Linked DNA regions of Homo sapiens: region 2 is linked to region 1. A link is a loop called in an ENCODE intact Hi-C map of the cell type or tissue named here. Cell type or tissue: chondrocyte. All regions are shown on one strand. Each heading gives the region's core, and the rest is flanking DNA. Links, peaks and the distances in the headings are about the cores only. Region 1 holds the start of LOC105373244 (a long non-coding RNA gene). Region 2 holds the start of LOC107985683 (a long non-coding RNA gene).

The links. A loop is a pair of places that touch in the nucleus more often than their neighbours do. Peaks named below come from ENCODE experiments on the same cell type or tissue, not always from the same donor. Only the 100,000 strongest peaks of a DNase experiment are listed, where the experiment ranks them.
Region 2: it touches region 1 in a loop (4-fold over the local background); 4 of 110 quality-filtered maps call a loop at or near these places.

What each region holds. Positions count from the first base shown.
Region 1 is chrX:70,427,063-70,443,023 of GRCh38, forward strand. It overlaps GDPD2 (glycerophosphodiester phosphodiesterase domain containing 2), which reads left to right. Exons shown (of 16, transcript NM_017711.4): 9 at 75-157; 10 at 251-401; 11 at 2,431-2,652; 12 at 2,853-3,001; 13 at 5,245-5,392; 14 at 5,517-5,599; 15 at 5,850-5,878; 16 at 5,972-6,319. The coding sequence ends at 6,024. It overlaps LOC105373244 (a long non-coding RNA gene), which reads right to left and starts at 8,231. Exons shown (of 3, transcript NR_171576.1): 1 at 7,617-8,231; 2 at 6,793-7,186; 3 at 299-850. RefSeq lists enhancers at 7,180-7,289, 8,150-8,249, 8,270-8,349, 8,337-8,837 and a silencer at 7,440-7,689. In chondrocyte, for the core only: CTCF peaks have their summits at 6,923 (motif pointing left) and 7,124; no DNase peak of the experiment used is centred there.
Region 2 is chrX:70,159,410-70,175,381 of GRCh38, forward strand. IGBP1 (immunoglobulin binding protein 1) reads left to right here. Exons shown (of 7, transcript NM_001551.3): 7 at 6,424-6,915. The coding sequence ends at 6,572. It overlaps LOC107985683 (a long non-coding RNA gene), which reads right to left and starts at 2,953. Exons shown (of 2, transcript XR_001755877.2): 1 at 1-2,953. In chondrocyte, for the core only: no CTCF peak of the experiment used is centred there; no DNase peak of the experiment used is centred there.

The sequences.
Region 1 (15,961 bases), core at 2,635-10,634:
CCATAGCGACCAGGCCTGTGGGTTCCCAGTCTCCCACCCTTCCCTGCTACCTCATCACCTATTCCCTTTCCCAGCTGGCTCCCGAGAACACCCTGATGTCCTTGCGGAAGACAGCTGAATGCGGAGCTACTGTGTTTGAGACTGATGTGATGGTCAGGTGAGGGAAGCTGGGGCTTAGGGGATCTGGGGGGCTGAAGGACATGATGACCAGCCCCAGAGCTTGGCCCTCTGACACCCCTTGTGCCCTCAGCTCCGATGGGGTCCCCTTCCTCATGCATGATGAGCACCTCAGCAGGACCACGAATGTAGCCTCTGTATTCCCAACCCGAATCACAGCCCACAGCAGTGACTTCTCCTGGACTGAACTGAAGAGACTCAATGCTGGATCCTGGTTCCTAGAGGTGAGGACAGCCTCTGCAAAGAGGCAGCCATCTGCAGGGACACTCAGAGAGGGCAGAGTTCATTCTGTTGATAAGCATTTGCTCAGCCCTGTGCTAGGCAATAAGAACATAGTCTGTGCTCTCAAGTCACTTCCACCTAGTAGAGAGCCTAGGCAGCAGACGATTCAGGAAACCCAGAGCAATAAAAACATTTTCCTGCCTGGGAGAGAATCAGGAGTGGATTCATACAGGAGAGGATGAAAGTCTTCTTCTAAGATGCACAAAGCAGGGAACAGGAACTCCTTCAGAGGGAAGAGGACACGTAAAGCCCAGAAGTCTGAAAAAGGGTGTTTCCAGGAATAAAATGTGGCTGAATGTAACTGAGAGAGACAATTCATGGGAGTGGTAGGGAGCAGAGGCTTGGCCTTGAAGAGCTCCGAATGCCTGGCCCAGAAGTGTCAACTTCAATCCTGTAAGTGGTACAAAATATTTAAAAGGATATTGAATTTTTTCAGTTCCTCTTCCCCTGATTGTAAAAGTAATACATGTTCATTGTAAAAAGTAAAACATCAGAGAAATAAGAAATAACATAGAAATCAAAGTCTCCCATAATCCAGTCCCTCTGAAATATTCACTGTTAACAGTTGGATACACACACACACACACACACACACACACTCACACAGTCCCCGACTTATGAGGTTCCACTTAATGATTTTTTTACTTTATGATGATTTGAGATTGATATACATTCAGTAGAAACTATACTTAAGAGTACCCATACAACAATTGTTTTTCATTTTCAGTACAATATTCAATACATCACATGAGATATTCAATACTTCATTATAAAATAGGCTTTGTGTTAGATGATTTTTGCCTAACTGTAGGCTAATGTAAGTTCTGAGCACACTTAAGGCAGGCTAGGTTAAGCTAGGATATTCAGTAGGTTAGGTATATTAAATGCATTTTTGATTTTCAATCTTTTCAATTTAAAATGGGTTTATCAAGACACAACTCCATCATAAGTCAAGGTGCATCTGCATACACAAACTCTCTCTCTCTCTCTCTATTTTGCACAGACAGAATCATTACACAGACTCTTTTGCAATTTGCTTCTTTTCCATTTAACTCTTTACATCATATCAGATCAGAGTGATTAACAGCAAAGGATGTCTGGGTTTAAACCCTGGCTATACCACTTACTGGCTGTGTGACCCGAGGCAGGATTTCTTAGTCTCTCTGTGCCTCAATTTTCTCATTTGTACAATGGGAATAATAACAGTACCTACCTTGTAGGGTTATTGGGAGGATTAAATCAGTCAATGCACATAAAGTACTTAGAACACTGCCTGGCACATAGTAAGTACTTAATAAGTGTTAGATAGCTAGCTTTATCCATGTCAGCAATTAGGAAGTGAGGTCATTCATTGAGAATAAGGAGAGGAGAGTAGCAGAGGCTTGGAATAACACTAGGGGGAATGGGAGAGGGAGCAAATCAAGAGCAAGTAAAAGGATTGTTAAGCAGCGCTGAGAGCGAAAAATAAGGACTGCAGTGCCAACAGCCCACATTGTGTACTCTGCCCATGGCAGCGCTCAGCCCCCAGTTCTAGGGGTGGAGGAGGCAGACAATTGTAGAATTGAATCAGAGTCTGGGAGTTGTAGGGCAAGTGGGACAGAAAGGGAGCTGAGAGTGCTATGGAAAAGTAGTTCAAGCTGTGGATGGACCATGGGTAAGGGATGTAGGTGCAGCTAGAAAGGGGCTGATGAACTGGGAAGAAACCAAAGGGTCAAGATTGCAGAGGTCTCCTTGAGACCAAAGAGAAGGTGTAGTGGGAGAGAGAAAGTTAGGAAACTGGAAGGGTAGGAGGTTGAGGTCACAGAGTAAGATGGTAGACGGTCTGGAAGAAGGCCACAGTTTGGAAAAAGGCCCTGGCTCAGAGGTGGAAAGAAGCTGGACACCAAGTGGAAGATATGAGTGAAGATAGTGAGGATGGGGGCAAGGCCTGGAAGCCTCTTCTGGTCTTGAAATAATTGTTCTTTCTTATAGAGGCGACCCTTCTGGGGGGCCAAACCGCTGGCAGGCCCTGATCAGAAAGAGGCTGAGAGTCAGACGGTACCAGCATTAGAAGAGCTATTGGAGGAAGCTGCAGCCCTCAACCTTTCCATCATGTTCGACTTGCGCCGACCCCCACAGAACCACACATACTATGACACTTTTGTGATCCAGACATTGGAGACTGTGCTGAATGCAAGGGTGCCCCAAGCCATGGTGATGTTGCCAGGACCCCCTCTCCCCACCCTGCCTTCCCTAGGCCATGATGATGAGGATGATTTTGAGGCTGCCCCTACCCCCAGGGCCCTGCCCCAGCTCACATACCCCATTCTGTGGTCAAAACTGTTTGCCCCTGTCCCTGCCCTTGGAATCCCTAGGTCTTCCCCAGCTTCACACCCATCCTTCCTGAACCACAGGTCTTTTGGCTACCAGATGAAGATCGGGCTAATGTCCAACGACGGGCACCTGGAATGCGCCAGATATATGGACGTCAGGGAGGCAACAGAACGGAGAGGCCCCAGTTTCTTAACCTCCCCTATCAAGATCTGCCACTATTGGATATCAAGTGAGTGCTAGAGGAAAGGAACCAAGGGGATCACATGAGGCTTAATGGCAGGGAAGAACCAGTTCAGGGAGAGCAAAGCCTCTTGATTCATTCACTCACACAAAAAGTATTTACAGAACACTTGCCATGTATCAGGTAGTATTGCAGGCTTTGGGGAAACAACACAGATAAGACAGACAAGGTTCCTGCTTTTGTGGAATACATGTACTACTGAAGAAAACAGAATAAACCACTTAACAAAATACATGCATATTGAAAAGTGAAAAAGTGTTATGAAGACAAAACAGAGAGATGTAGAAGAGTGGTTAGGTTTGGGAGTGATGGGCTGGGGCAGGGAGGTGGGTGCACCCACATTAGGAAGGCTGGTTAAAGAGGTGATATCTAAGCTGAGACCTGAATGGTCACAGGGAGCTAACTATGAGCTGCAGAACAGGAACAGCAGTCTAATGAGCAAGGGGAAGGGGAAGCTAGAGAAGCAGGCAGGGGCCAAATTGGGTAGGACCTTGTAGGCCACGGGAAGGATTTTATTCCACAACAGACATCAGGGTAAGAGAGCGTGAATCAGGGAGAGTCCCAGATGTGAGCTGAGCCCCAGAAGCTGACCCAGCTGAACCATGACAGACTTCAAAGCATCTGGTTGCTAAAGCCTCTTATAAGGTCCTTGTGTTCAGATAGAAAAATGTGAACTGAATGATAGCCCAGTTATCATACATATTTCTTTTTTTAATTTGAATTTTAATTAAAAAAATTTTTTTTAGAGATAGAGTCTCACTCTGTCACCAAGCCTGTAGTGCAGTGGCCTGATCAGAGCTCACTGCAGCTTTGAACTCCTGGGCTCAAGTGATCCTGAGTAGCTAGGACTATAGGCACACACCACTATGCAAGGCTATTTTTTTTTTTTTTTTTTTAGAGACAGGTTCCTACTACCTGCCCAGGCTGGTCTCAAACTACTGGCCTCAAGCAATCTTCCTGCCTCGGCCTCCCAAAGTGCTGGGATTACAGGCCTGAGCCACTGCCCCCCTCAGCCTCCCGGTTATAAGCATGAGCTATCTCACCTAGCTATGTAAGTATTTATTTCCCCGAGTTATCACCAAAGAGGAAGACATGACATAGGGTTTGGTTCTCACCTTAGTCTTGTCCTGGTCAATATCAGCTGCTAATCAACTGCTGATCATGTTTCCAAAAGATGTGAATTGGTATTGAATACACTGATGATGGAATCGAGGCCCTGAAAGGTCTAGGTGCTGTAAAAAGATAGGCCAAATCTAGCAAGATGAAATGCACCAGGGATAGATGGAAAGACCTCTATTTGGGGCCCAAAAGAATTTCAGTTGCACAAAGACCAGAGAGGAGACACTGGCATCAACAGGAACATGTGTGAAAAAGACCAGGGCTTTCATTGAACAGTATACCTAGTGAGTCATCAGTGGGATGTAACATTGCCGAAGGCTAACCTGACTCTGGACTACCTGAATACAGGCATAGTGCCCAGAGGACAGGAGGAGATAGTTTTGCTCTATTCAAAGGTGACCCAAGCTGGCTGGGCATGGTGGCTCCCACCTGTAATCCCAGCACTTTGGGAGGCCAAGGCAGGAGGTTCACTTGAGCCTAGGAGTTCAAGACTAGCCTGGGCAACATAGCAAAACCCCGTCTCTATAAAATAAAATAAAATAAAAACCAGCTGAACATGGTGGTGCCCACCTATAGTCCCAGCTACACTGGAGGCTGAGCCTAGGAGGTCAAGCTGCAGTGAGCCAAGACTGCCACTGCACTCCAGAGCAAGATCCTGTCTCAAAAAAAAAAAGGCTGGTCCAAGCCCATCTGGGATATTATTTTCAGAGACGGGCCCCATATTTTCAAAGGAACATTGATAAATTGGAATATATCATATTAGAGAGGCTTGTACAGGGAAGGAAATGATAAGAGTAATGGCTGAAGGAGCTGGGGCTGTGGGGCCTAGAGAAGAGAAGGCTCAGGGAGACAGGGCCTCTGCTCAGGACCCAGGGGAGAGACACATTGTGTGGCCCCAGATAGCAAAGCTAGGACCCATGGGTGGAATCCACCAGAAGACAGAGTTCAGCTATGAAAGGAAAATCATTGTTGGTCAGGGGCTGCTATGGAAAGGCAGAGCTGATACCTCCTTGGCAGTGGCACTGTAGATTCAAGCACAGGCAGGGGGCTGCCTCCCATGTCCTGTGCACCATGATTCTGGACATTCCCTATTTTCTTTCCCACCTTCACAGGGCATTGCATAAGGATAATGTCTCGGTGAACCTATTTGTAGTGAACAAGCCCTGGCTCTTCTCTCTGCTTTGGTGTGCAGGGGTGGATTCGGTCACCACCAACGACTGCCAGCTGCTGCAGCAGATGCGTTACCCTATCTGGCTTATTGTAAGGGCTCTGGGACTGTCACCTCTCCTCTTCTCCCATCCCTGGTTTTCCTTAACCCTGTCCCTCTCTTCCTTACTTATTTCCCCTGACATTCTACCCTTGGGGCCTTTTCCTATTTTCACAGACCCCTCAAACCTACCTAATCATATGGGTCATTACCAATTGTGTTTCCACCATGCTGCTTTTGTGGACCTTCCTCCTCCAAAGGTGAGTGCTTTGTGCCTCAGCTTTCTGGGTCCTTACTTTCTCCAGGGCCCTGGTGATGAGGCTGCTTCAGACTCACATATGCTGCCCAAGGCTTGGGGTCTCTTTAGTTCCTTTGAGATTCTTAGGCCCTTCCTTATACTATCAAATTGGCTTGAATGTAGGAAAGGCAGTTGGGGGGAGCAGGTGTGGGGGCTGGAAGGGCCTGCTTGAAGCTAGCTGAACTCATAATGGGAAGCTTTTCTCCCCACAGAAGATTTGTTAAGAAGAGAGGGAAAACTGGTAAGAACTTTCTCCCCTCACCTCATGTTTCTCCTCCTGTAGCTTTCCCCTTGCTTAACTCCCTAGATGACCCACCCTCCCCCTCCTCCCCAGGCTTAGAAACAGCAGTGCTGCTGACAAGGATCAACAATTTCATGATGGAGTGAATGCCCTGCCCTGCTTCCCCACCCAAGCCAGTCTACATTGCCCAAACAGCAAGGGTTGGAGAGTGGCTTAAGTGGAATGCTTCAGGGGTGGTGGGTTGCAAGTGGGGGGAGCTTTGCCAACAGGAGGTTTTGAACCATGAGGGCCCTCTGCCCAGGTGATGGGCATTCCCTAAGCTGCTATGGAATCTGCTCCCTTTGGGGTTTTGACCTGAGATGTTTGGGAAGAGAGTGAGTAATGAGAAGTTTCTCCTCAAATGAAACTAGAACAGAGGAAGTAAAAGGGAGATTGCTCGGATAATGTCTCAGACTTGTGTGCACGTGTTCTTGCATAGAAGGCACAGGGTGTGTCGGGGTGGGATAGCTTGGAAGAGGGACTGAAGGAGATAACGAAATGGTCTTTTCCGGAGAACTGTAAGATGATAGAGACACCATCGCCACTCCACGATGTACTGTCTTCCTCGACCCTTGCAGCTTAGCTGTTTTCCTGCCTAGAGGCTAGGAGCTGAAGAGCCCGTCTAGCCGTGTAATTCTGTGCTTACAGGTGGCTTTTTGCTGTGCGCAGCCTTTTCTTCAAGGCAGGTTGGTTCCTGTATCTTGTCTTAATCTGTTACTCAACGAATGTAATCTCCATTTGGTCACAGCCTAATCTTTTCGGCCCAGGGGCTGGGGAAAGGAGGCACCTTCCATCTACGGTTGGATGGGACACGACCTTGAGGGGCCATCAGGGGGAGATGGGAGGAGGTGGGTTGGAGGTGGGAGGAGAATCACCTGCGGCAATGAAGGACTCGCGGGAGGCTCGCGGGAGGCCCGCAGGAGAGCAGCCACCTCGGGGGCGTCCGGAGGCCGGGCGCGCGGTGCAGGGTTGCACTGTAGCTCCACCTTGTGGCCGCCCCAAGAGGAGGGCCGCATCCGTCGTCGCCGTGACGTATTTGCTGAATGCCACCTGTTTTCCGTGCCGCTTGGGGACTCGTGTCCTTGACTCAGGACTCCGAGGGCAAGGTCCGATTTCCACAAGTTTTCGCTCCTCTGGGCTGCGCGCAGGGTCCAATTTCCGGCCCAGCCTTCCCTTGGAGGAGCAAGTTCCCCAATGTGTTTGCGGCTCGGGAGTCCCTGGGCTCCGCAGCTAAGGTGGCCAGTGCGGAGCTGACGGAGGATGAAGAGTCTAGTAGAAGAAGGGAGGGGCTAAGCCAAAAATGGGGACAAGAGGGGCTCTGTGGTGACCCCACAGTCTTCCGCCACACCCACATTCGACCTAGTTCGTATCTCCACACGGAGGGAAGTAGAACTAAGGAGTCGGCCAGGTAGGGAGGTCGGGTTCTCGGTTCCTCCTCTCTCGCCAGACTGGGACCTGGGGCAGCACTGGCATCCTCGGGACAAGACCCGCCCCCCACCCTCGGTTGCCGGGCAGCCGCGGGAACTACAATTCCCAGTGAGTCCCCGGCCATTTCCGGTATCTGGCTGGACGCAGGCGAGTTTGAATCCGTGTTCCCGCCCCCTTCTCCCGGGCCCACCCCTTTCCTTTCTGGCCGCCCCGCCCTCTCCGTGCGCATCCCTGCACACTCCGGCTCCGGAGGCCGGCCGCGCCCACGTACCTGACCTGCAGCTGGCGCGGTGGGCGGGGGTGCCAGCATGCGACGCACGGGGAGGCTGGAGGCGCGCGGAGAGCGAACGCCGCAATCCGGTCCTGGTCCTGGTCTTCCTGGGAGTCCACGCCGCTGTGTACCGGGCAGGTCTCTCCTACACTCTGCCTTTTCGAGCAGCATTTCCTTACTTTTCCTGGTTCCCGATCCATCCCCTCTCTTTCAGGCTGGCTACCAGCCTTAGCTCTAGGGCCCCCAGTCTGCCCGGTACTGCCGGGCTGTCACCTCTCAGCACGTACCTCCTCCCCCATCCCTACTTTTCTGTCCCTTCCCAATCGCCCAGTCTCTTCCTCCCCTCACCTCCCAACCTCACCCTGAAGACCTCCAGCAACTCCATCCCTGCAGCCCCAACCTCTCAGCTCTCACACTCTCAGCTGCGGCCCTCTAAACCCAGCGTCTGGCCCCCCAACCCAGCGCCAGCCTCTGACCCCTTTCTCCTAGCCCCTAGCCTTGGGTACGCAGCCTTGAGCCTGCCACCGGAAATCCTCACTCTCTTCCCAGGAGAACTGGACAGCTAAAGCGGTTTAACCTATAGGCCCTGGGCCCTGGGCTGGAGACTGACACTGACAAAAACTTAAGGGCGGAGGACCCGGGGGAGCTGCTCATTGGGGTTCGGATGTAGTTGCTCTTCGTTATTTTTAGCTGCTGACTCACAGCTCCTGGCATCCGGGTTTGGGGCTAGCAGGCTGGGCTAGGGGGCTATTAATAGAGCAGGAGCACAGCCCCGACCCAGTTCAGTTTGGAAACACAGAGAGCAAGAAGCGTCCCCTGCCACTATGCCCTGTGGAGATGTGGACTGAGCAGTGGCTGGGCCAGATGCTGTCTGGATGCTAGTTACCTCACCCTGGTATCTCTACCTTGGAACTCTTGAGGGAAACCCCACGAGGAGACTCCTGGGCACAGCTCTCCCCTAAGCTCGCCATGGCTTGGGGCTCTGCCACAATCAAGCTTCTGTTGTACTAGCCGAGAAGGCAGAGATGCGTCCCAAGTGGAAAGATTGTTTTGGTCATGGCCTTGGCCTGCCTGGACCCACTCCTGGGCCAGAATGCTAGGTTACTAGAAGGAAAAGCTATGGATTTCTGGTCCCCCACAGCCTTCATAAGGATGGAGTGCTTCAGCATGGTCCTAACACAGGGGGCACAGAGCTGGGGATCCCCAAACCAGACACAGAGCTCAGAAGCTGCCAGATTCTGTGCTTATCACACCCCCAACCCCGCCATTCTTTTTATTTCTTTCCATTTTGTTGAGCTCTGTCCCAACTCACAGGGATTTACAGACCTCATGATCTCTCCCTTGTCTGGAGAGAAACCGTATTCATGAAAGCCACTGCTTGTCCCCAATGAGGTATGAATGATCCTTTATATATTGTCATTCCCATTGACCTTTTTATTTTAATGGGCTAACGTAAGAGTTTCCTAATGTATACATTGGGAATCGTGAGGAAATCTTGATGGACTGATCAAAATTATTCCCACGCAAGCTCAATTTTCTAGAATTCCCATTGACTAAGGGTGCACACCCACAACAATGCTCCTCCCCTCCTTGCAAATCAGAAACTTCCACCTTCATCGACCCGAGTCTCCAGCCCCCAGATGAAACCACATTTGGGGCAAGAGTGATCGTTTCACCACGCACAATATGGAGGTCACTCAGTGAAGCTCTATTTTCAAGAATGAGCCCAGCTTATCAGACAGACAGCAGCAGACCGCGCGGTCCCAACCCCGTCTACTTGCTGAAGGAGCCGGAGTGGCGGTGGAAGGGGAGATAAATGGTCTCTCTGCTTGAAAATCCGTTCCTGAAGTCCTCCATCGCCTGGTTGCCTAGCAACCAGAGCTGCTTGCAGCGGTGTGGGGCGCTTTTGGTCCGTAGGGGGCGACTGTCTCCCTGGGGTCTCAGGCTGGAGCCCTAGCAGTTGGGAGGGAGGTTCCCTAGTTAAGTGTCACAGTGTCTCAGTGTGGCTGACCTCCTCCCAGCCTTGTCAACCCAGTCCGGTCTGAGCGGCAGGGAGCCTATGGAATGAGGAGAAGCCCACTATGAGTCTGAAGGGATTTTGCTCACAATCATTAAAAATGAAGAGAGAGAGGGTGGGAGGAAGGGAGGAAGGAACCTGTTAAAGGGGATAGGGCAAAAAAGGGGGTAAGGAAGGGGCCTGAGGAGGGTAGTTTGACCCTCTCCATTCAGTCGAGGCTTATCAATGCTTATTTTTCAATCAGAGCAGTTCAGAGGTTGAAAGGAGTCTAGCAATCTCTATTGACAAACTGTTAAGCATATAAAAGACTAGGCTCCTGGGTTACCAGCCTAGCCTAGATTTGGTCATTAAGGAAGATATTCATTCATTCATATGACCATAATTAACACTAACCCACTATGTACCACGTGGTGTGCTAAGTGTCCTACATTTAACCCTCACAAGAACACTGTGATTATTTCCTTTTCACAGATTACAATACCAAGTCTCAGAGAGGTTAAGTAATGTCCAGACTCACAAAAATAGTGACTGGATTGGGTCTGATTGAGCAATCACTGTGTGCCAAGTCTAGGAGTACAGAAAACAATACATTTCTTTTTTCTGTCTAATGAACGCCCAGTCACCCTTTGGGACAAAACTGAAAATATCATCTGCTTTGTGAAACTTTTCTTAAGTCCCCTTCCCCCCAACAAGCAGAACTGATAACTTGCTTTTCTGTACACCCTCCTGAAATACCACTTTTCACAGGTATGGTAATGATCTGCTTCCATATTTCCATTTCTTTCACTTTGAGCACCTTGGTGGCAGGGCCTGTGTTCATCTCCAATTGGACATCTAACAAACATCCCAAACTCAACATGTTCGTTTCTGAACAGCTGACCTTTTCCCCCAAAAATGACCCCTCCTAAAACTGTCCTCATCTCAGTTGATGGCAATTTCACATTTCCAGTTGTCCTGGCAAAAAATCCTTGGAACCACACCTTGTATCCAATCTGTCAGCAAATCCTGTCAGCTCTCCCTTCCAAATACACCCAGAATCCAACCACTTATCATCTCTGGTGCTACCACACTGGTCCAAGGCACAACCACCTCTCAGCTGGATCACTTCAGCAGCTGCCTGACTAGTCTCACTGCTTCCACCCTCGCCCCTGTGGCCTATTCTCTGCAAAGAAGCTATACCAATCCTGCTAAACCCAAGTCACGTCATGCCAGTTCTCTGCACGAAACCCTCCAATGGCACTCCATCTCTCTGAGAGGAAAGCCAAAATCTTTTCAGTGGTCTACAAGGTCCTACACAATCTAGTCCCTTATTCAATCTCTGATCTCGTCTCCTGGCGTTCTCCCCTCCCTTACTCTGTTAAAGCCACTTGATTCTCCTTGCTGTTCCTTGAGCAAGTCGGATGCACTCCTTACCAGGACCTTTGCACTCCTTACCAGGACCTTTGCACTGGCTTCCCCCTGCATGGCTCACTTCCTCACCTCCCTCAATTCTTTGCTGAAATGCCACGTTCTCAGTGAAGCCTACCCTGACCAACCTATTTAAGATTCCCTCTATTTTAATTTCCAGTTTACAGTAAATACAGGGTACAATAGTCCTCCTTTATCCATGGGGAATATGTTCCAAGACCCCCAGTGGATGCCTGAAACAGCAGATAGTACCAAACCCTATATATACTATATTATTCTGAAGTGATAACCAAGATGGCTACTAAGTGACTTATAGGTGGGTAGTGTATGCAGTGTGGATACACTGGACAAAGGGATGATTCACATCCTGGGCGGGATGGAGCAGGACAGCACAAGATTTCATTACATAACGGCATACTATTTAAAACTTATAAATTGTTTATTTCCGGAACTTTCCATTTAATATTTTCAGACTGCAGTTGACCATGGGTAACTGAAACTATGGCAAGTTAAAACCATGAATAAGAGGGAGAGTACTGTATAAAGGAACGAGATAAATGACACCATGAGGAAAAAGACAAATCCAAAACAATTGACTGGCACTCTTCAAAAACTCGATGTAGTTAATTTTTTAAAAAAGATGGAAGACTTCCAGTTATGGACCCAGTTAGAGTAGACACACTTCTCCCTATTCCTCACACTAAGTACAGCTAAAACTCTGGACATTATATATAAGACAAACATAAGAAGACTATGAAAGAAGAGGAAGGGGGCAGACTAACTAGGAACCCCAGTGACCTGAACTCGAGGTGATGAGTTCCCTGGGTTTTCTCGTTGTATCAAATATTCCAGATCAGGTACTGGAGAAGCCAGCAGCCTGGAAATGCCAATGGGCACAGACAAAAAAAATGCAAACACCAGTAACTGGCCTATTCTCTCTAGCCATAAGACCAGGAAATGGAATTTAGCCAGACAGAAAACTCTTAGACAATAACCACCACTGCAACCACACACCACAGAAAAAAAAAAAAAAAAAAAAAACTGCAGCTGCACCCAAGCCAGCAAAGGCCAAGTAGATAACCCAGATTTTCACTCTGGCCAGGCTCCCCCGTACTCTCTGGGGTAGTGTCAGAGAAGGCTGAGTAGAGAGCCTAAACTTCCATCCCTGAGGGGTAACAAGAACCCCTTCCTGTTGGGTGGTGTCAGTGTCAGAGAAGCCTGGTGGTGAGTCAGGACTTTTACCACAACATATCATTTGATGAGGCCATTAGCCTCCCTCTCCTCCCCTCCCAAAATCTCTCCACCTCCTGACTGTGGTGTTAGTGGAAGCCCACCTGGGGAACAGTAAAAAGGCACTTCTGCCCCTTCCAGCTAGAGAGGCATCAGTAGAGGCATAGTAGGGAGCTGGAATTTTTACCCCTGCACAGTAGAAAGGAGAAGCCTCCACCACACATACCAACCAAGACCAAGGAGGGAAATTGAACTTGAACCTCTACCCGGCAGTAACCAGGCAGTGGCCCTTTCCTCTGATGAAAATCGTGTCAGAAGAAGCCTACCAGAAACAAAAGATGTAAATGAAATCCAGAGTCTCATACTGTAATATCCAAAAATTCCCAGGATGCAATAAAAATCACTCTATATCTAAGCCCAGCACCTATAGTCCCAGTTATTCAGGAGGCTGAGTTGGGAGAATCACTTGAGCCCAGGAGTTCAAGGTCAGCTTGGGCAACATAGTGAGACCCTGTGTCCTTTTTTTTTTTTTTTTTTGAGACGGAGTCTTGCTCTGTCGCCCAGGCTGGAGTCAGTGGCGCAATATTGGCTCACCGCAACCTCCGCCTCCCGGGTTCAAGCGATTCTCCTGCCTCAGCCTGCTGAGTAGCTGGGACTACAGGCACCCGCCACCACGCCCAGGCAATTTTTGTATTTTTAGTAGAGACAGGTTTCACCATATTGACTAGGCTAGTCTCGAACTCCTGACCTTGTGATCCACCCGCCTCGGCCTCCCAAAGTGCTGGGATTACAGGTGTGAGCCACTGCGCCCAGCCGACCCTGTGTCTTAAAAAAAAAAAAAATTCACTCATTATACCAAGAACCAGGAGACCCTCAATTTGAATGAGAAAGAGAAAGATTTCAACTACCTGACAAAGATTCTAAAGTGGCCAACATTAAAAAAAATGCTTCTATGAGCAATCTATGAGCAATTACAAACAAGGTTAAAACGAATGTAAAAAATAGTAAGTCTTGGCAAAGAAATAAGAGATATAATGAAGAATCAAATAAAATTTTAGAACAAACTATAATAACCAAACTAAAAAACTCAGTAGATGAGCTCAAAAGGAGGATGGAGAGGACAGAGGAAAGAATCAGTGAACATAAAGATAGAACATTAGAAATTACCCAATCTGAACAACAATGAGAAAATAATAGACAAAAAATAAATGAACAGAGCTGGGCACAGTGGCTCACGCCTGTAATCCCAGCACTTTGGGAGGCTGAGGTGGGCAGATCACTTGAGCCCAGGAGTTCAAGACCAGCTTGGGCAACATGGCGAAACCCTGTCTCTATTAAAAATACAAAAATTAGCTGGATGTGGTGATGCACACCTGTAGTCCCAGCTACTCAGGGGGCTGAGGTGGGAGGATCACCTGAGCTTGGGAGATCGGGGCTGCAGTAAGCTGTGATTGTGCCACTACATTCTAGCTTGGGTGACAAAATGAAACAGAGTCTCAAAGAAAAAAAAATGAACAGAGCCTCAGGGATGCTTGGGACTATAACGAAGGACTTAACATTCACATAATTGGAGATGTGGAAGAAGAAGAGAAAGAGCATGGGGCTAAAAAAAATTACTCAAGAAATAATGGCTGAAAATTTGGCAAAAGACATAAATGAACAGGTTCAAGAGGTTGAACAAACCCCAAATAGGATAAACTCAAATTCACCCCAAGGCACATCATAATCAAACTTCTGAAAACTGAAGATGGGAAACTTGAAAGCAGCAAGAGAGAAACAACACCTTACCTACATAGGAAAAGGAATTCAAATGTGGCCAGGTACAGTGGCTAACACCTGTAATTCCAATACTTTGGGAGGCCAAGGTGGGAGGATAACCCAAGGCCAGGAGTTTGAGACCAGCCTGGGCAACATAATGAGACCTCGTCTCTACTAAAAATAAAAAAATTAACCAGGAGTGGTGTGCGCCTATAGTCCCACCTACTGAGGAGCCTGCTTGGGAGACTGAGGCAGGAGGATCACTTTGAGGCCAGGAGTTTCAAGGCTGCAGTGAACTATGGTCACACCACTGCACTCCAGCATGCTATATCTGGTGAAAATATCCTTCAGGAATGAGGGGGAAATCAAGACATTCTCAGACAAAGGAAAGCTAAGATAATTTGTTGCCAGCAGACAAAGAATGGCTAAAGGAAGTTATCAAAACTTACAGATGAATAATGGAACCATTTACATGTAATGAAACTTACATGTAAATGGTTCAGAAAAAGGGATAGATAGATAGATAGATAGATAGATAGATAGATAGAGCATTAACTGGGCATGGTGGCACACACCTGTGGTCCCAGCCACTTGTGAGGCTGAGGTGGGAGGATTGCTTGAGCCCGGGAGTTTGAGGTTGCAGTGAGCCATGATCACGCCACTGCACTCTAACCTGAGTGAGTGAGCAAGACCTACTCTTTAAAAAATATAGATAGATGGATAGATACATAGATACATAGACAGAGCAAATATAACAATCAAAACAAGTCAAATTGTCGACTTGATAAGGAAGGCATACAGTGGTGTCCATTGTACTACTCTTCCAATATTTTTGTATGTTTGTAAATTTTCATTTTTAAAACTGTTGGAGAGGATATGTGGAGGATAGATATATGATAAAGCAAGCATAGCAAAATGTTAATGAGAATCCTAGGCAGTGGGTAATTGGATGTTCACTGTAAAATTCTTTGAATTTTTCTGTATGTTTGAAAACTTTCATATTAAACTGTGGGGGCAAAAAACTTGAAAAAAAAATCACAACTTGGTATCCTCCCCTACCATTCCCAATCCATCTTACTGTGCTCTACTTTTTATTTTTTTCCATGGCACTTATCACCATATACACAGCAGGTGTATATGCTGAATAATGTTGTTTTCTTCAACATCATTTTGTTTTAACATTGATGAGGGGGAAAAAAAAACAACTAAAACGATTCCTGGCCAGAGCCACTGTCTGTGTGGAGTTTGCACACTCTCCCCATGTATGTGTGGGTTTTCTCGGGTATTCCAGGGTACTGCGCTTCCTCCCACATCCCAGTGCACGTTAGGTGAATTGGCGTGTCTAAATTGTCCCAGTGTGAGTGAGTGTGGGTGTGTATGTGAGCGCACCCTGTGATGGAATGGCATCCTGTCCAGGATTGGTTCCTGCCCTGTACCCTGAGCTGCTGTGATAGGCTGTGGCCACCCTTGACCCTGAACTGAAATAAGCAGATTGAAAAATGAATGAATGGATGGATGGATGGATGGATGGATGGATACAAAGTACTGTAAAATAAAAATTTGTCAAGTAGTTGATAATCATACAAATGCACAATAAACTATGAGGTAAGAAAGTGCTCATCGAGCTCACCATATTCGTGATTGTTTGCTTTTGAACTGCATGGTGGTAGGGAGGTGCTCCTTACAATTTTCGCTTTGCATACATTTATTCCTTGATTCAACCCACCACCACTTCCACTGCTGTCACTCACTGGTTCACCAAAGGTTAGGTAATTATTTACTTGTTTTCATTAATCTTTCTATATGTATGCATAGCTCATATTTATTTCAATGTTCAATATCAGAAGTGTTTTGGGTCTTTATTTGGAAGCTGGGTGATGTTTTGTGACCAGAAATATGCTGTAGGAACTTAGCTCTTGTTTATATTAATTAG
Region 2 (15,972 bases), core at 2,551-10,550, 270 kb before region 1:
CGCGGGGGGAATCTCTTGGTGTTGGGTGTGACGCGACCCACAGGCAGCCACAGCAGTGCTGTGTTCCAAGGCACGGGTGCTCAGGGTGGCTGTGGAGCTTGGTCCTGGGTCCAGTGTCTTCTTGAACTGCTGCGGGACCTGTGACATGGGTGCAGGTTCAGTCTCAGGCACAGGTGGATGCTGCTCTCCCACCAAGGCAAGGACTATGACTCTGAGGCACTTCTCAGTAGCTCGGGCCCAGGGGCAGGGACGTAGCTGTGATTCCTAACCTGGGGGTCAGGGCATAGTACTGGCATGGCTCTGGGGAGGGAGGGGTGTTCCAGACGCTCAGACCCCAGGGAGCAGGGCACAGTGGCAATTCAGGCACCAGGAAAGAAGATGCTGTATAGTGGTGACTCTGGACCCTGGAAGCTCTATGAGGCCGGGTGCAGTGGCAACACAGCCCCAGGAATGGTAGGGCATAGCTGTGGCTTGGGCTCCAGGGGGTGGGATGCAGTGCAATGTTGGCTTTGCTCCCCAGGAAGGTGGGACACCTCAGTGGCTCAGACCCCGGAGGGCTGGTCCAGATCCAGGGAGGTGGGGGTGCTATTGCCGTTTGGCCCAGAGAGCAGTGTGTACAGATTAGCCAAGGCTGTGTTTCCCTGGGGGGTCCAGGGACCTGGTGCCATGCAGGCTAAGGCACCAGGGTCCCAGCTGCCCCCCTGGGCCAAAGCTCCAGTTCCCTGGGGCTGAGACACTGCACCAAAGAGGCACAACTGCTGCCCGGCACCAGGCCCAGCTTCTCCATGGGGCCTAAGCTCCTGGTCCTGGAGGGCTCGAGCGCCACGGTCACTTGATAGGAAAAATCACACCATGTTCCTGGGAAAGGACCCAGAATGACCAACAAGACATAGTCTAATAAAATTTCCGAACTTTAAAGAAAAAAAAGCCACAGACATCTCAGTAAAAATAGTAAGTGATTTATAAAGGAAAGCAACTTAGGTTACCCTCAGATTTTTTGAGATCTATACTTTATGCCAGAAGAAAGAAGAAAATGGAATAGCAGGTATTTAAGAAACTCAGAGGGAAAAAAATGTGAGCCAAGGAACATTATACCTGGTAAAACTGACTTTCAAGTATAAAGAGTACAGATATTTATCAACATGCAGGAATTCAAGAAATATTGTTCCACCATCCCATGAATTTGCTAGAGAATGAGCTTCAGACAGCCAAAGTGTTGAGAGACATTGAAATAAGGACAGGTAGCAAGCGTTAAATGTACAGTTACTTGTAGAATTAAGATGAAATGAGGATTAAAAGGGAGATAGAGTATGTAATGCCTATGTGCCCAGATAATGTAGATAACTTTTTAAAAATGGAGAAATGGGGAAATCATGCAAAATTTTAACAGTTCTCAGTAATTATATTGGTGGAGTGTCAAAGTTAGTGTTATTATTCCAAGACTATGTATAATGTGAGATAATATAAATGAGCAGTTATTAGATAATCTAATTCTATCATCCTCTGTCTTTGAGAACTAGGACTTTTAATGTGAAAGAATACAGATGTAATTCCAAAGAATTTAGATTTTTTTTAAACCCTGTAGTACTCCATATGAACTCATGAGAAATTTTATTTAAAACTAAACACACACACACACCCACCCCTGCTTTTGCTCTATTCACTGAAAAGGCTTAGAAACAAGGACCAGCCCAGTAGCAATGAGTATACCTAGTAACTCCAATTGTGATACAGAAATATTCTTCCCAATATTCTTTCTTTTAAGAAATCAGGGTGTCTTAGAGAAATAACTGACTACAATTCTGGGGCAGGAAATATACAAATAAGCTTGGAACATCTTGTCATAAAAGATAGGGAAGGAGCTTTCAAAGACTACTGGGGTCATATCGAGCCAATTTAAAGATGTTTCCACTGGCCAATTCGGTTTCACAGAGGATAATTGACAGTAGCAACAAGTCCATCCAACACCCAAATCTTGGTTTCTAATACCATCCTCTAATAAATGAACCAGGGCTCCTTGGAGAAATAGCTGATTCTAGGGCTGAGGCAGGGAATATACAAGATGAACCTGGAGCATCTCGTAGTCAGATGATAGTCAACGTATGATGGGGTTATATCCTGGTAAAGCCATTCTAAGTTGAAAATATTGTTAAGTTGATAATGCATTTGCTATACCCAACCTACCCAACATCACAGCTTAGCCTAACCTACCTTCGACCTGCTCAGAACACTTACGTTAGTCCACAGTTGGGCAAAATCATCTAACACAAAGCCTATTTTATACTAAAATATTGAATATCTCAAAATATGAGGTATGGCTTTTACTGTATGCATGTCACTTTCACACCATCATAAACTTGAAAAATCTTAACTCAGGGCTCTCTGTACTAGAAAACAAGAGCTCAAAAAACTGTTGGGGTGTTAAAGGAACACAAGAGCCAGCTGCACCCTCACAGCCCAAAACTGGGAGAACTTGGGCAGGAAAGTAAATTTAACAGTATTGGATTATCACACTAGGAATAAAATGAATACACACAAGTCCATTGTGATAGAAATAAGTGGTTGAATAAGTAAATAAATGAGGGAGAAGAGATAAATCTCCCCTACAGAAAAATTTCAATTAATTTTATGTAGATACTCCTGCTTCAAGGAGGTGTAGCATGACTGTGTACCCCGAAAGTGTGGGCTGTGCTTAGTGACTTGCTTCCAGAGACTGCAATGTGGAAGGAGACAGGAGAAGTAACTTTAGTTGGAAACCTACAAATACCACTTTGGTCAGGTCATCGAGGTTATTATCAGTGTGAAGTCAGGTTGATAGCATATATAGTATTGTCCTCCAAAACCCATAACCCTAGTCTAATTCTGTAAAAAATAGGCAACCCAAACTGAGGGACATTCTACAAAATACCTGACAAGTACTCTTCAAAACTGTCCAGGTCATCAGAATGAAGGAAAGTCTGAGAAAGAGTTACATCCTAGAGGAGACTAAAGAAACAGACAACAAAATGTACTGTGGTGACCTGGATAGGATCCTGGAACGGAAAAGGGACATTAGGTAAAACCTAAGGACATTTGAGTAATGTATGCACTTTAGTTGTTAATAATATATTAGTATTGGTTCATTAGTTGTATCACAGAAACTGTATTAATGTAAGAGGTTGATGATAAGAAACTGGGTGTGGTTATGTAGGAACTCAGTACTATTTTCTCAATTTTTCTGTAAATTGAAAACTTCTAAAATTAAGAAGTTGATTTAAATAGTTTTTTAAAACAATAATTGTGGGCCGGGCGCGGTGGCTCACGCCTGTAATTCCAGCACTTTGGGAGGCTTAGGTGGGTGGATCACTTGAGGTCAGAAGTTCAAGACCAGCCTGGCCAATGTGATAAAACCCCATCTCTACTAAAAATGCAAAAAGTAGCCAGGCGTGGTGGCACATGCCTGTAATGCCAGCCACTCGGGAGGATGAGACAGGAGAATCGCTTGAGCCCAGGAGGCGGAGGTTGCAGTGAGCCAAGATCACACCACTGCACTCCAGCCTGGGTGACAGAGCAAGACTCCTTTGTCTCAAAAATAATAATAATAGTTGCAACTGGCTGAAACTCACCAGATATGTTTAAATCTCTAAGTTCATAATTATATATATATATTTTTATTTTTTTAGAGGTGGGTCTCACACTCTGAGCCCAGGCCAGGCTCAAGCAATCCTCCTGCCTCAGCCTCTCGAGTGAGTAGGACTACAGCCATGCACTACCATGCCTGGCAGATTTTAAAAGTTTTTTTCTTTTTTATAATTTTTTGAGCCAATATAAGTGTCATAAATATTTTTTTTGTAGACACAGGGTCTCGCCATCTTGCCCAGGATGATCTCGAACTCCTGGGTTCAAGCAGTCCTCCCACCTCAGCCTCTCAAAGTGCTGTGATTACAGGTGTGAGCCATCGTGCCCAGCCCATAATTATATTATAAAACAAGACCAAATTATTCAACCTCAGAGGCTAATAAGGGAACCCAATATCTTGAGAAATGGTAAATAAAGGGAAAGAGTCAAGTATTTTATCTTTTCTACTAGGTAACCAAATAGTAGTTGATGAGGGGAAGGCTCTCTTTGTAAAAGTATTCCAGTTAATTTTAAAAAGTTAAAATTAAGGGTATCACCTTTTTGAAACCCCCCAATAAATGAATGGGTCTCGGCATTGAGCATCAACAGCTCCTAACATTACAACGAGACAGAGATATTTACATGCCTCCTGATGAAGGAATGCAGCACCACCTATAATTATAATTCATGCTGAAGGGATCAAACTTGAGTCAAATCAAGCCTCTGTATTCAGCTGCCAATCTGCAGAAAATAAAGGAGGACATGTTAGACTGCATCATGAGTATGCAATCAGCAAAATCCAGTCTTTGGGAAACAAACTCTACAGGTCATATGCCCCAACTTCTTCAACAGATAACTTGAAAGAAAGGGGTGGAGGGGGAACCCATAGATTTAAAAAGATATCAAAACATTTTTAAATAGGCAAGGCTAACCTCAAAAATACGATGCTAGGCCAGGCGCAGTGGCTCACACCTGTAATCCCAGCACTTTGGGAGGCCGAGGCAGGCAGATCACTTGAGGTCAGGAGTTCGAGACCAGCGTGGCCAATGTGGTGAAACCCCATGTCTACTAAAAATACAAAAATTAGCTGAGTGTGGTGGCAGGCACCTTTAATCCCAGCTACTCGGGAGACTGAGGCAGGAGAATTACTTGAACCCGGGAGGTGGAGGTTGCAGTGAGCCAAGATCGCACCACTGCTCTCCAGCCTGGGAGACAGAGCAAGACTGTCTCAACAACAACAACAAAAAAAGGTGATGATGCTAAGTGAAAGAAGTCAGCCGCAAAAGATCACAGATTACATGATTTTGATTTCATGTGTATGAAATGTCCAGAATAGGCACATCTATGGAGACAGAAAGTTGATTCATGGTTCTAGGAGCTGGGGGCAGGGAGGGAAGGAATGGGAATTAACTGTAAATGGGCACAAGGGATCTTTTGGGGTTATAGAATTTTTTAAATTGGATTGTGGTGATAGTTGCACAACTCTGTACTAAAAAATACATTGAGTAAAAAAATGAATGTACAAATGGACAATTACAGTGTCTAGTGGTATGCACTTGGGTGATAAAGCTGTGATGAACTCTAGGAAGTTATTACTATAAAAAGCAGTATAGAGGTTACTTTTGCAGGGGAGGAGAGTTGATTTGTATAATGTACACAGAGAGGCTTTTAGGGTGGATACAGGAGATCTGTTTCTTGACCTGAGTGGAGGCTATAAGGCCTCCTTACAAAAATTTGTTTTATATGTACTTGTGTGGTTTCCACCATGTTTTATTTTATAGTAAAGGGTTTAAAAGAAAAGAACGAGGCAAGGTGGCTCACGCCTGTAACCCCAGCACTTTGGGAGGGCCGAGACCAGCCTGGGCAACATAGGGGAAGACCTTGTCTCCACAAAAAATGTAAAAATTAGCCAAGTGTGGTGGTTCATGCCTGTGGTTCCAGCTACTCGGGAGGCTGAGGCAGGAGGATGACTTGAGCCCAGGAGTTCGAGGCTACAGTTAGCCATGATCACACCACTGTACTCCAGCCTAGGCAACAGAGAGAAACCCTATCTCAGAAAAAAAGACTCCTGAGCTGTTAGAAGAGATCAGATCCCCACACATTTCATTCATAGTAATGAGACTATTTCTCATGAGCAAAGTCAGAGTAGCCAGGAAAATGCTGCTTTACCTCACAAAGGAAAAAAAATGCAAAAGAGATGCAGCAGTTGGTTTAATTTCTTTTGGGTGTACACTGCATGATAAATGCCATTTGGACCTCAGAGCCTATTTCAAGCACTGCAAAATAATACGTAGGCATTCTTTTCTGGTAGGTCCAACTGCCCTGTGATTTTCAATTTTATGCACAAAAACTTATGTATGACTATAGTAAAGGAAATGGATGGAGGAGGAAACGTCAACTGCAATCCCACCCCCCTGGCAACTCACAAATCACAAATTCATAAATATTTTTTCTTTCCTGTTTTTGGATTGCAGGGGTTGTTTGATGGTGGTGGTAATGTTTTTGTTTAGGGGCTTGGGGGGGGTGGGTGTTGGCCATTTTTGCAAGAATTCTCTTCCAAAATAGAATTCATTCTGAGGGGCACCTTTTATGATTTTTGCCTTCTTGTGGAAACCACTTAGAGCATCCTTTCGTACTATTTTTTAACATGCGATATATTAGGTAATGCAAGTTCTCTCCCCGCTTCCGCCGGGCTCAGGGTAGGCAGCTGGCTGTATTCCTGTTCTCATTGCATGTGGTTGTGCTCAGAGTGGAACTGAGGCCCCTGACGTTACTTATTAACATTCCCTCAATTTCTCACCTCCCTTTCTAATTTTTCCACTTTAGAGGAATTCAGAAAAGCAGCTCAGCAACAGGAAGAACAAGAAGAAAAGGAGGAAGAGGATGATGAACAAACACTCCACAGAGCCCGGGAGTGGGATGACTGGAAGGACACCCATCCTAGGGGCTATGGGAACCGACAGAACATGGGCTGATCTTCCCACAACACCACAGGACTGCAGGGTGCACAACTCCCCTGCCAAGGAAAACCATGCAGTCCTCCCCTCCCTGGTCTCCTGCTTCAGCTCTGTACAACGAGGGCAAAGATGCTAAATCTTGCTTTGCATTCAGTAAAGTGTCAAGTGATTAAGTGTGTATTTGTACCCTAGATGATATGAACCAGCAGTCTTGTTTTGGCATCATCCTCATCATGTTGTATTCCAGCTTCTTAAGTGGAAGGAAAAGAGTGCTGAGAAATGGCTCTGTATAATCTATGGCTATCCGAATTCTCTGAAAAAATAATAAAAGTCCCCTCTATTATATGAGCCTGTACAGAAATATGGCTATCAGCTGCTTTTTTTTTGCCGGGGGAGTGGGGACATTTAGCTGTGGGTCTCTGGGCTTATGGGGAGATGCCCTTTGATGTGGGCAGTGAATTGGTCCAGCATCAGATCTGCCCAGGCATTCTCCTTCCTACTGGGCATATGATATGAAGCCATATAAGTAGCACCCTGCACCATGAAGCAATCCAGCACTCTACAAGGGGAGATCATAAAAACCAGAGCTTTCCCTGGTACACAGCACTATTCTCAGAAACTATAGCTGTAAGGTGAATGGACCGCAAAGGGATGTAGTCTACTTCCCAGTCCTATCTACCTCGTCCTAGCTTGGCCAGAAGAAATGAGAGATAGAGGAGGCACTCTTAAAAGTCATCCTTGTGTATGTATCTGAGGCCAGAGCCTTTACTCTCATGCGTTTACCATATATCCCTTAGGGTGAAGAGTAGCCTCAGGCCATAGCCTTTTTTTTTTTTTTTTTTTTTTTTTTGAGACGAGTGTCATTCTGTTGCTGGAATGCAATGGCGTGATCTCAGCTTACTACAACTTCCACCTCCCTGGTTCAAGCAATTATCCTGCCTCAGCCTCACAAGTAGCTGGGATTACAGGCGCCCGTCACCACACCCAGCTAATTTTTGTATTTTTAGTAGAGACGGGGTTTTACCATGTTGGTCAGGCTGGTCTCGAACTCCTGACCTCGTGAGCCACCCACCTCGGCCTCGAAAGTGCTGGGATTACAGGCGTGAGTCACCGCACCCAGCCATCCTAACTCTTCAATTGGCCCTTCTTGCCTATGCTGTGAGATACTTGGCACAATCCAAACTAATGGCCTGGGTAAATGTGCTGTGGTGGTCGTTTGGCTGCTTAGTGAGGTGCCTGCAGTCACGCAGATAATGGGTGTGGAGGAGGGGGACAGTACAGATGACACTGCAGGGTACCTACTTTCTGGGGAACAGAGAAGACAGTGTCCTCAGCTCTTGCGTTGGCATCCTATAAAAGCAGCCATGTGTTGAAACAAATGATATGCACAGAAAGCATACTTCTGTGGCTTTGTTACACGGGTTTTCTTTCAAGAGGAAGATGACTCAGCCCTCCCAGCTTCTGCAGTCTAGCTTAGGAGAGGTGTTTGAAAAGGAGACTCAGTTCCCTCTTGTTTATAGGGTGGTTAGTGGAGGGCTGTCAGGTGATGAGGGGGAGGTTGTGTTTCGTGGGAGATGACAGAAGACTACCAATAATCTATTTGTATACTGCTTAATGAGGAGTCATCTCACCCTCACAACATAAGCTCCTGAAACTGGGAGAGCACAGATTAAATCCCCCAAGGATTTGGAAAGCAACATTTTCCGCTCTCTTCCAGTGGCTGCCAGCCTGCCTCTAGCAATGGCCTATTTCCTGTTTTTGAAACTCCACCCTGAGTTTATTCCCAAATGGGCCAGGTTGGAGTTACCTCTTGGTCCAAGTCCGTTGAAGATTGGGCCTTCCAGGAGGCCCAGCTCAGTTAAACAGCTTCACACATCCTGATATCTAACAGGCAAACCAGACAAGGTGGGTTTGAATTCTGGCTTTAAAAATTGCAGGCTGACAGAAAGACAAACTTCGCATGTTCTCGCTTATTTGTGGGAACTAACAAAACAATTGGACTCATGGAGATAGATAGAGTAGAAGATTTACCAGAGACTGGGAAGGGTACTGGGGTGGGGATGGGGATGGTTAATGGATACAAAAAAATATAATGAATAAGACCCACTATTTGACAGCACAACAGGGCGACTATAGTCAATAATAATTTAATCGTACATTTAAAAATAAAAGTGTATAATTTGTAACAAAGGAGAAATGTTTAAGGGGATAGATACCCCATTTTTCATGATGTGATTGTTATGCATTGCATGCCTATATCAAAACATCTCAGGTACCCCATAAATATATACACCTATGCACCCCCAAAACTAAAAAATAAGAAAATCAAAAATTGCAGGCTGTGTGACGTGACCTTGGGCAATAAGACTCTGAGCTGCCTTTTCTTCGGTGTATGTAGATAAGCTGTCTCCTGGGGCTGTGAGGATTAAATGAATAATGGCACCTATTATCTGTAAACTCAGGCAACTGAAGAGTAAGTGCTTTCTGTTAGCTTAGTGACTGCAGTCTGTCCACTGAGAAGGGAAAGGAAATGGACAGATATTGGGCCCCTGGTATGTGCCAGGCACTTTCCCACACTATTAATACAATGACCCTGCGAAACTTGATTTCTTCAAGTTCACACTAGTAAGATGTTATGCTGCTGTCATTTTCCATGTGCTTCCCAATTGCTTGTGCTTTTAGCTGTGTCTTAAAGCTGCTTCAAAGAGGAGCAGCTTTAGAAATCCAAACTAAAACAACCATGTCTACATCAGTGGAGCTCTAGAAATTCCTTCTTAGCTGACTCACCAAAGCAAAGGTTATGCCAGCTCCCCCGCCACTGCCCCCTCAGCTGGGGGATAAGAAGACGGAGGTGGTGAGCAAGCTCATCTTCCTCCATTTTCCTCCCCAGTTCTGTCTGCCTGAAGGCCGGAGAAACCAAAAAAGCACCACCTTCTCTACTCCCACCAGAGGCGAGTTCTTTCAGGGTCCTAGAGTGAGCTGGGTTTGCTGGATTCCCGGAAGCAAAGACTCTTAAAGTTCTCAATGATAGTACTGCTTCATAGTTTGCAAAACACTTTCACATATGCTGCTTATTTCATTCTCACAACCTGTCAAGCAAGATCTGATATCTTCACACAGCTAAGAAGTAGAGCACGCAAACAGATCAGCTTAGCCAAAGTATTTGCTCTCTGCGGCCCTCACGTGGAGGCCAATTAGATTTGGAAGAGGAGAATGCTAGGCACTATTTCCTTTAATGCCGTTACACACTGATTTGTCCTTTCCACTCTTGTTCCTCTCAACACCCCTGTGAGAAAGGGCAAGGGGAGAAATGAGCTGACTTCAAACCCAAGAAGTTGGAGTTAGAGTCCTGAGTCAAAGTCTCAATTCTGGGGGCTCTGCCACTCCCAAGCTGGGTGGCCCCAGGCAAAGTCTTCTGTAAAACCGCCTCTCTGTGTCACCCAAACCCCAGAAAGTCCTCCTCCGCTGACCCTGCGCCTGCAGTTTGCTCATTAGCACAACAGGAGCATAGCCACCTGTCTCTGTTGGGCACGCTACAGCAATAGGGTATTGTTGTCACTGTCTCCTTGCAAAACAGCTGTCCCCAAAACCTGTGCATCATTTCCTCACAGATTCCTTTTAACCCACTCATCAAAGGTGCAAGTCAACAGGGCACGGTTCGTTTCTGTCCATCACAAGGAGGCGTGGGTTCTAGTCCCAGCTCTGTCACTGTCTTAGCCCCTCTGAGATGGCAGCCAATATCTGCCCTACTTACCTCACAGGCCAGGGTGGGGAGCAAATGAAATCATATAGGCAAAAGCACTTTGAACAGTTATAAGACACGACACAAGAGTGACGAGTAAGAGCAGCAGGCTGTTGGTAAGCTGGAGGGACGGAGGAGGGGATGCTTTTTTTTTTTAATTTTGGTAATAGAGAAGGGGTCTCCCTGTGTTGCCCAGGCTGGTGTCAAACTCCTGGGTTCAAGCGATCCTCCTGCCTCAGTCTCTCAAGTAGCTGAGATTACAGGTGTGAACCACCATACCCTGCTGATTTTTGTATTTTTTGTAGAGATGGGGTTTCACCATGTTGCCCAGGCTGGTCTCGAACTCTTGGGCTCAAGTGATCCTCCTGCTTGGCCTCCCAAAGTGCTGGGATTACAGGCATGAGCCACCGTGCCCGGCCTTTTTTTTTTTTTTAAATTCAGCAGTTCACGACTTAAACCCTTGCTCCTCCGATGCTTTCTCAATCAGTCTTCTAGATCTCACCACCAGCCAAGAGGTTTGTGACATGCTTTTCTTCATGTGCTGAAATGACCAGCAAAAAAAAAGAACTATGCACAGTGAAAACTGGGAACCAGTTTTTACATATCTGCCTGCCAGGCCACCTTTGACAAATGTATGTGAAAAGATGATGGGCAAAGTCTTAGATTTCAGTGTCTTGTTCCAACTGGCAACAAATCCCTCAAAGAGAGTAGAAGTGAGCAATGTCTTAGGCTGGCCTAGTCCAGTGTGGTAGCAGGAATAAAAATTATGGCTACTGTGTATTAAGCACCTACTATATACTAGGAGCTTTACATACAGTATTTCTAATCCTCACAACACCCAAGGGAGATACTATTATAGTCTCAGTCTGTCGATGAGGAAATTGAGGTTTAGAGAAGAGATTTCCCAAAGATCACTAAGCTCTAAGTGGTTGAGCTGGGCCTGGATTCCAGGTTGGCCTGAGGACATATGAAGGTAGGAAATACATCCTGGTGGTACACTGCTCTGGGGATAACCCCTTCCCTTTCTCTGTCCAAGTTTTGAGCAAAAATTCCTGCTGGCCCCTTCAGGGACAGTCTGAGACCTGCTCACTAGGGGCAAACCCCACTCAGAAATCTACCCCTCCTGGGGCCCTCGCATCACTCAACCCGCAGTGGAACATTTCTGCCCCCAATGCCAAGCCCACCTACTTTCCCTTTCCCTGTCCAGCCTTACTTAGCTGGTCTTTGTTCAAGTAAATCTTTTATTTTTATTTTTATTTTTTTTAGAGACAGAATCTTGCTCTCTTTCTTAGGCTGGAGTGCAATGGTGCAATCACAGCTCACTGTAACCGCGAACTCTGCTCTCTTTAACCTGAATGCCATCAACTCATTTTTAAAAATAGAGACAGCCTTACTATGTTGCGCAGGCTGGAGTGCAGTGGCTATTCACAGGCACAATCTTTGCACACTGCAGCCTTGAACTCCTGGGCTCAAGCGATCCTCCTGCTTCAGCCTACTGGTAGCTAGGATAATAGATACATGTCCACACCCAGCTATTTTTTCTATGTTTTACTTTGTAGAGATGGGGTCTTGCTATGTTGCCTAGGCTTCAGGTAAACCTTTTAAATATTTTCTCCCAGATGCTCATTCAGGGGTTCCTACATGTTTTCTAAGCCAGTCACAGCATCTCTTCATCTACCAGGCCTTTCAGGACAACTAAGACCAGACCCAGGCCATGCATGCATGGGGTTTGGGAGACAGGGGCTGGGAGGAAGGGTTTCTGCCTGAACTCTGAGGCGCTTCAACACTCAGGAACAGATACAGCCTCTGCTACCCTGGTGCCCTTGGCCCTGGCTCAGAGGTGTTAAGAGATTTGCAGAAATAAACAGCTTTATTTCATCTGTCTTCCCCTTTCCTTGTCTAACTTCTCCATTCCACCTCCGGCTTCCCTGTCCACAAATATACTGGCGGCTATCACTAGCCCTGGCTGTTTCACTGAGCTCCCAGACCTGTATCCTGCCATCTGCTATACAGCTACCCTTGATGAATAAACTGAACTCAAACTCCCCAGTCTTACAATGAACTCATCACATTCCCCACCCCTCTCTCTCCATCAGAGCTTCTTAATGTCCCCATCACCTACTTAGTGCTCATCCTCAGAAGCTCACCATTGTTTCTGGCTTTTCCTCCTGACAAAGCAAGCATTCAAATGTCTGCTGAATGAATTACTGAATGAATGAGTCCCATCATGAATCACACTTCATCAGGCAGATTCACAAGAATCCAGCCCCTTTCTTTTCATATTCAAACAACTTTACATAAAAGAAAACTTTGAATGCCTTCACCTTAAAGCAGCAATCATTTCTGTCTCAGGCTGATGGATCAGTTCCATCTATCACTGAAGAGACCAGTTTTTTTGGGGTTTTTTTTTTTTGTTTTTTTTTAATCAAGTGCATTCAATGTGGAGGTCTGCTTTATATTCTGCTTTTAAAACTTAGCATGTAATACTACAGTCTGCCTTATAATAATTTTAATAATGTTTAATGACTGCAGATTAGTCTATAATGTTGCTATATAATCGCTTACTTAGCCAGCCCCAGATTTTGAACATTTGGAATGATTCCAGGTTTTTACTGTTAGTTTCTTTATTCATTAACAAAGCAAATTACCTTATTTGCTTGTGTATGCAAAAAGAGGTCCCTAGAGGGGGAGGAGTATTGGGTTGTTAGAGGCCAGGAGTGGGAAGGACACTTTTCACTGAGCACGCATAGTTCCTTCTGAATTCTGAGTCATGTCAATATACCAGCTATTCAAAATGTACATGCCAAAAGCTTACTGTACACCAAGCATTGCGCCAGAAGCTGGCTGTAGAGTTGGGGTCTATACTCTCAACCCAACTCCTTGATATGTGCTCTCCCAAAAGTATGTATAATGTGCCTTGGAAACCCAGAGGAGAGAGCAGGGAATGACATTTTCACTGAATCTTGAAGGGTGGGTAGGAGCCAGTCAGGTTGATAGGATGCTGCTATGGGCAAAGGCTCAGAATAGGAAAGGACACTTCCGGTTTGGGGAACTAGGCTGTATCTGGTGTGGTGTGAAAGTGATGGGAAATGAGACTTTCAAGGAGGGTGGAAACCAGTGTTTCCCTTTCTAGGGCTCTGGGTCCAGGTCCTGGGGTCTGAATTGGATCCCAGAGGCAATGGAGCCTTTGGAGTGTTTGAAACAAGGCAGAGAGACAGTAAGAGCTGTGTTTGACAGCAGCCCCTCTAACTGCAGAATGGAGACCAAAGGAAGGGAGGCAAGCAGGCAACAACCTGCTGTAGTCCAGGAGACAGTGACAAGGGCCCAAACTAGGGGGACCGACTGTTCCAGTTTGCCCAAGATTATACCAGTTTTAGCCCTGGAAGTCCAGCATCCTGGGAAACTCCTCATCCCAGGCAAACTGGGAGGGTTGGCCACCCCTCCCCCAAGACCCTGAACCAGGACACTGGAGGCCGCTGTTCCCTGGGGCCTTGCCTGCCATGAGAAGTGATCCAGTCACTACTGCTTCCAGGGGATTTTAAACGTCCCCTGTTCTGCCCTACCCTCCATCTCCACAGGCCCCTCGTCCCACCACCACTCCTGGGTCTACTTTCACTGGATTCTAGACCTAGAATCCAGTGAAACATAAATCTCTTTACGTATCTAGGCCTCCAGATACGTAAAGAGATTTGTGAGGAAATCAGCTCCACTTATCGCTTTCCAGCCTTCTCTTCTTCTACTCCCCTCCACCAACCTGAGACTCCTATCAAACTAAACCACCCCGTGTGCCAAAGCAAACCTCTGGTCTTTTGTGTATGCTGGGCCACTGTAGGAAATGTCATCCTCCCCACTTCTCAACCTGTTAGAGCACATTGCAAATACTCCCTCCCCACAGCTGAATAGGAGCGCTAGTGAACAGCTCCTGGATGGCAGACACTGCACGAGAAGCTTTTCAAACACTGCCACTACATCTCACAGCAAAGAAATAGGATGCATCCTTTTTACCAGATGAAGAAACCAAGACTCAAAGAGAGGAAGTGTCTGGTCCAAGGTCACACAGCTGCTAGTGTTCGTCTCTGTCTCCTTTGGAATTCTCTGATGGCCCCAATCCTTGTATTGATGACATATGCACTTCTTTCATTCCCTGTCCGTGCCCCCTGCCCCATAACCCAACACACATGCAATTGTAAACCTAGAACAATACCAGACTTAGAGTAAGTAGGGCCTCAAGAAAAATTTGGTGAATGAAGGGATTAGGTACACTCCTTCTAGAATACCTAGCCTGGTGCTTGGCATTAAATAGGTTCTCCATTGTTGTTGTTTAAGACAGGGTCTTGCTCTGTCATCCAGGCTGGAGTGCAGTGGTACATTCTTGGCTCACTGCAGTCTCGACCTTCTGGGCTCTAGAGATTCTTCCACCTCAGCCTCCAAAGTGAGTAGCTGGGACTACAGGTCTGCACCACCATGCTCAGCTAATTTTTGTATTTTTAGTAGACACAGGGTTTCACCATGTTGGCCAGGCTGGTCTCAAACTCCTGGACTCAAGTGATGCGCCCACCTCAGCCTCCCAAAGTGCTGGGATTACAGGCGTGAGCCACCATGCCTGGGCCTAATGTTTTCAATTGAGCTGAAATTGTAATACCTAACCATATAAGGGTATGACAGAGGGAGAAGATCAGAAGAAAACAAATTATGGCAAAACCTCAGCTATCCAAAGCTGTCTGGAAATGAGTCATTCCAAAGGCTGAGGGTGAACCTTTGAATCAGAGCTACCCTTTCTGAATCAGAGCTTTGAATCAGAGCTACCCCTTCACTTCCACCACCCTTTCTGAGCTCTCTGGTCCCGGTCCCCTTGATCTGTTTCCTTCCACTTTTCTCCTTTCTTTGTTTTTCTGTTGCTCCTTTGAAGTTTCTTTGGGGTCCAGCTTATCACAGCCCCGTTTGATGAGCTCACGGCCGTCTCTTGGACTGCCCGTCCAGGCCTCTCTCGCCTGATCCATTTCTCCTCACTGCAGCAGGCCCTCTTCCACAGACCCCTCCCTCACCTCCCAGGGCAGGCAGGTGCTTCTCTCGTCTGTGCAACCCACAGCACCCCATGCAGGTGTCTGCTTTTACACCTACTTCCAACACTGGACTGTGAGTTTCTTGAGGGTGGGAATCACGTCAACCTTCAATGTCTACAAATGAAATTGGCAGGCCCTTTGTGCTCCTTGGCAACCCTTCCTTCTTTATTGCTTACTCTGAGGCTGCCAAGCTTCTGCTTGTTGGTTGATGAATTGTAACTGGGAAATCACGAGTGCTGGATGTTCAGGGTTTATCTGCTAGCCTAATTATCTTCTTCTTGCTCTTTCTTTGTTCACTGATGTTTATGTTATACTTGTCCATTTGGCTCAAGAGAGCTCCAGCTGGGCCAGCGTGCTCTGTCTTTGGGAGCAAAGGGTGGCCAATCTGGGTCAGTCTATCTTGCCTGAGGCATCAAGAGACCTGGTCTCCCTCACAGGTTCAACAGACATTTACTTGAGTGCCTGCTCTGCACCAGACCCTGACCCAGATGTTAGGGAGACAGAGGTAGAAAACTGTCTGGCCCTGTCTGCCTCTGGTTCCTGCATCACCTTGAGCCCTTTCCAGATCTCCTCCATTCACCCATCTGAAAGTGGAGGGGAGCGGAGACCTGAT